Regions from separate parts of the Homo sapiens genome. Here region 2 is linked to region 1. A link is an interaction called in ENCODE POLR2A ChIA-PET data of the cell type or tissue named here. Cell type or tissue: PC-3. All regions are shown on one strand.

What was found. ChIA-PET counts read pairs that join two places held together with the same protein. Peaks named below come from ENCODE experiments on the same cell type or tissue, not always from the same donor. Only the 100,000 strongest peaks of a DNase experiment are listed, where the experiment ranks them.
Region 2: POLR2A ChIA-PET joins it to region 1 with 13 read pairs; 1 of 35 experiments calls an interaction of 5 or more read pairs at or near these places.

The regions. Positions count from the first base shown.
Region 1 is chr5:108,791,409-108,793,908 of GRCh38, forward strand. The region is part of intron 2 of FER (FER tyrosine kinase); the gene reads left to right. Among named protein-coding and RNA genes, the nearest start is that of FER, 45 kb to the left of the region's middle. In PC-3, no CTCF peak of the experiment used is centred here; a DNase peak (open chromatin) is centred at 1,023; H3K4me3 peaks cover 932 bases; H3K27ac peaks cover 753 bases.
Region 2 is chr5:109,025,955-109,028,454 of GRCh38, forward strand. All of the region lies in intron 13 of FER (FER tyrosine kinase), which reads left to right. Among named protein-coding and RNA genes, the nearest start is that of FER, 280 kb to the left of the region's middle. In PC-3, no CTCF peak of the experiment used is centred here; no DNase peak of the experiment used is centred here; H3K27ac peaks cover 506 bases.

The sequences.
Region 1 (2,500 bases):
TATTGGACATTTGTACATTTTTCTTAGAGAACTGTCCATTCAAATCCTTTGTCCATTTTTTTGTTCGTTTTTCTTATTATTGAGTTGTAAAAATTCTTTATGTCCTCCATCCAGAAGTTCCTTATCATATATATATACACACACATATGTGTATATACATATATATGATATATATATATACATATATATATGATTTGTAAATATTTTCTCCCATTCTGTAGGTTGTCTTTTCACTTTCTTGATGGTGTCCTTTGAAGCATGGAAGTTTTAAATTTTGATGAAATCCAACTAATGTGTTTTTATTTTGTCATTTGTGCTTTTGTTGTTGTATCTAAGAAACCATTGCCTAAGCCAAGGTTACAAAGATTACTTGTATGTTTTATTCTGAGAATTTTATAGTTTTAGCTCTGATACTTAGGTATGTCATCCATTCACAGTTAATGTTTTGTGTGCGGTCCAAGGAAGGCATCCTGCTTCATTGTTTTGCATGTGGAAATCCAGTTGTCCCAGAACCAGTTGTTGAAAAGACTTTTCTTTTCCAATGGAATGGACTTGGCACCCATGTAGAAAATCACTTTACCATAAATGTAAAGATTTGCATTTGGCCCCTCTAGTCTATTCCATTGATTTCTATGTTTATCCAGATGCCATTACCATAGTGTGTTGATCACTGTAGCTTTTTAGTAGGTTTTGAAATCAGAAAGTGTGAATCTTCCAACTTCGTGCCTCTTTTCAAGTTATTTCATGTTATTTTGGCTCCCTTACTTTTCTGTATAGATTTTAGGATAGCTTGTCAAGTTCTATAAAAAAGCTAGCCGAGATATTAATATGGATTGTGTTAAATTTGTAGATCAAATTGGAGAATCTTTCTTAACAATATTAAATCTTTTGATCTGTGAACATGAATATTTCAATTTACTTAGTTCTTTTAAAATTACTTTCTTTTTTGAGACGGAGTTTTGCTCTTGTTGCCCAGGCTGGAGTGCAGTGGGCGTGATTTTGACTCACTGCAACCTCCACTTCCTGGTTAAGTGATTCACCTGCCTCAGCCTCCGAGTAGCTGGGATTACAGGCATGCGCCACCACGCACGGCTAATTTTGTATTTTTAGTAGAGACGGAGTTTCTCCAGGTTGATCAGGCTGGTCCCAAACTCCTGACCTCAGGTGATCCACCTGCCTCAGCCTCCCAAAGTGCTGGGATTACAGGTGTGAGCCACTGCACCTGGCCCTAAAATTACTTTCAACAGTGTCTTAAGCTTACAAGTTTTGCTTTTTTTTTTTGTAAAATTTATTCCTAAGTATTTTATTCTTTTTTGGTGCTTTTGTAATAGAATTGTTTTCTAATTTCATTTTTGGATTGTTCAATGATGGTATCTAGAAATATAATTTATTTTTCTATATTGTATAAATATAATTTATTTTGTATATTGACCTTGTACCCTGTACTATTACTTATTTTTTGTTTATATTTTAAATTTTGTGGATACATAGTAGGTATATATATTTATAGGGTACATGAAATATTTTGATACAGACATGCAGTGTGTAATAATCACATCAGGGTAAATGGGGTATCCATCACCTCAAGCATTTATCCTTTGTGTCACAAACAATTCAATTATACAGCTTTAGTTATTTGATAATGTACAATTAAATTATTATTGACTATAGTCACCCTGTTGTGCTATCAGGTACTAGGTCTTATTCTGTATATATTTTTTGTTCCCATTAACCATCCCAACTTTCCCCCTGCTTCCCACTACCCTTTATAACCTGTTGTAACCATCCTTCTACTCTTTGTCTCCAGGAGCTCAAGATTGTCTTTCTGTGTCTGGCTTATTTCACTTAATATAATGACTGTGTCTGGCTTATTTCACTTAACATAACGACCACCAGTTCTATCCATGTTGTTGCAGATAACAAGATCTCACTCTTTTTAATGGCTGAATAGTACTCCATTGCGTATATGTACCACATCTCTTTATTCATTCATCTGTTGATGGACACTTAGGTTGCTTCCAAATATTGGCTATTGTAAACAATGCTGCAAAAAACATAGGAGTGCAGATATCTCTTTGGTATACTGATATCTATTTTTTTTTTGGCGGGGCGGGGGGGGTGGTTATATACCCAGCAGCGGGATTGCTGGATTATATGGTAGCTCAGTTTTTAGTTTTTTGAGGAAGCTCCAAACTGTTCTCCATAGTGGTTGTACACATTCCCACCAGCAGCAGTGTTTCAGGATTCTCTCTTTTCTACATCCTTACTATTTGTTTTCTGGTTGTTTTATGGTCTTTTTCCTTTCCTGTCTTCCTGTCTTTCTTTTAGGGAAGGTAATTTTCTTTGTTAGTATGACTTAATTTTACTTTTTTTGTATTCATTGTATGTTTTTTTGATTTGAGGTTACCATGAAGCTTGCAAATACTGTTTTATAACCCAGTATTTTAAACTAATGACAAGTTAACATGATTGTATAAACAAACAAGCAAAAAGAAAACTA
Region 2 (2,500 bases), 230 kb after region 1:
TGCATTGCTTCCTTTGGAGGGCATAACTGTTGGCTCTGAGAGTTTTTTAGTCAAGAAAAATGAGACATTCTAAAGTTGAGATGAATGAAAATGAGTTAGAAAATATTCATATGTGTACAGAAAATTATACAGCCTTTTGTTCAGTTAATACTATCCTATAATAAACAAGTTTATTTTATAAGTAGGGAAATTACATAGACATACATTAAAAATAAGAACCAATTAAAATCCTTTCTAGAATGATAGGATAAAATAAATTATACACATACAAGAACTATTTTATGTAGCTTGCAAATATAATGAAATATTTTCTAAGGTAATAATGTGTGTGTTTCCTAAATAAGAACCATTTGGGAAGAAAGTACTTTTGGATTATTTAGAATGAATTTATAGAACATTTAAACAAATACTCGGTTACTAAAAGCTTCTCAGATAGATTCCAGATGGGCAACTACTTTGCATACTTTTCAATAAGTTTTTTTTTTTCCTCTAAAGCAACCCTGATAACTTTAATGACAAAGCTGATCAAATTCTGAATAATTCTTGGATTATAAAAAGGTTCTATGGCTGAGACTTTGAGTGGAATAAATGTGCTGAGCCAGCTAGGGAGATAATGAAGCAGGCTGACTGAAAAATTGTATATAAAAGAAAAATAGAGATAGCAAATATTTCTCAGTATGAGTAGTAGAAAAATCTCTGAGAATCATCTTATGTATTGTGACATTTTGTTAATTATTCTTTCTTTTTTGTTGTTGTTGTTGTTGCCTGAGCTGGAGTACAGTGGCCCAATCTTGGCTCACTGCAACTTCCGCCTCCCGGGTTCAAGGAATTCTCCTGTCTCAGCCTCCCGAGTAGCTGGGATTACAGGCGCCCGCCACCATGCGTGGCTAATTTTTTTGTATTTTTAGTAGAAACGGGGTTTTACCATGTTGGCCAGGCTGGTCTCAAATTCCTGACCTTGTGAACTGCCCACCTCGGCCTCCCAAAGTGCTGGGATTACAGGCGTGAGCCACCACACCCGGCTAATTATTCTTTCTAAGGATTATATGTTGGTCTTTGTGCATTAGCTCCAAAATACCATGTTGTCAATATGTTTAGAAATTCATCTGCTACAGGTATTAAATCTTTGTAGTGAGATAATATTTTTTTTTAATTCTGATTTAAATTTTGCCTTTTTTCTTTCTTTCTTTCAAACTATTACACTGGATGATTACCACTATCCCTTTGACCAGGGGCTGGACAAAGCTTGTATTTCCAGTATTTTTTGTAATTAAGTCCTCATGTTGAACCTGCAATACATTGGCTCTTGCTGAGGAATAGATTGTATTACTGTATTAGTGAATTGGCCTGTATTTAAGGTAGAATTATTTATCAAAAACAATGATTTAAAAATGAAAATGTTGAATTAAAAATATAACTTCAGTCACATGGAAGCAAGAACTTCTATTTCAGTTTTGAATGTTGGGGAGATATATAGGAATAGAATAAGGTTGTTCTTTACTATTAGCAGTATTTTCTTTTGGTGGGCATTCTTCTTGGAGAACTGTGAATCAAAGGGAAGTGTTAATTTAAGTCACACTTCTAATCACTCTGACTTACCTACTTGAGATCGAATTTCAAATATGTCCCTGTGCCCCATAAAGCCCTTTAAAGGGATAACTTTAGGAAGAAATGGCACAACCATCCAAAGAGATTTGGCAGCGGTTGATTGACATAATAAATAATGACCATCTGTACCCTGTAGCAGTCCACCAAGAAGCACAGTTAGTCCCTGCAGCCTGGGCAGACTGCTGGTTGTCTTCAGCAGGTGAACAAAGGAGACGTTGCTTATTTGATAGTTGTTCACTTTATTTAAAATGACTACATTTGTGAGGCAAAATTCTAAGATTTAGGTTTTAGCATTTTAAAACTAATTAGATTTTATTTTCAGTTATTTTTATAGCTTTTGCTTATTACTGTATCTACTTGTATAAAGATGTGGGATTTACATAGTGTTTTCATTAAAAGTACTATATTAATGACAATTTTGTTGAAACCTTATTTTTAAGTGATTTTATATTTTATAGAAAATTTGGAACAGAGTTATTGTGGGAAAATGGAATATTTGTCATTTATCTAGTGGAAATAAGTGGTATAGAGACCGAAGTTGAGTCATTATTTTTTTAGGTTACAGATTACATAAAGATTATACAAAATTGACTCATAACTCTGCCAGTTATATTGACATACTTGATTACAACTGTAAAGCTTTTTGTGATTTCATTTTTTGGCACAAAAACTGTGAATGTGCAAAATGCAAAGCTTTAGATTATAATCTAATGAATGCAGTAGATGAAGAGCAATCTATAATTCATTTGCATAGAAATAATTTCAAACAAAGTATGTAAATCATAAGTTAAAAAATCTGTTAGGAATAGAACTTGAAACTTAAAATAGAATTTATAACCCATTGTGTTTCAATTAATTAAAATTGATTGCATCATTATCTCTGAACTTGAAA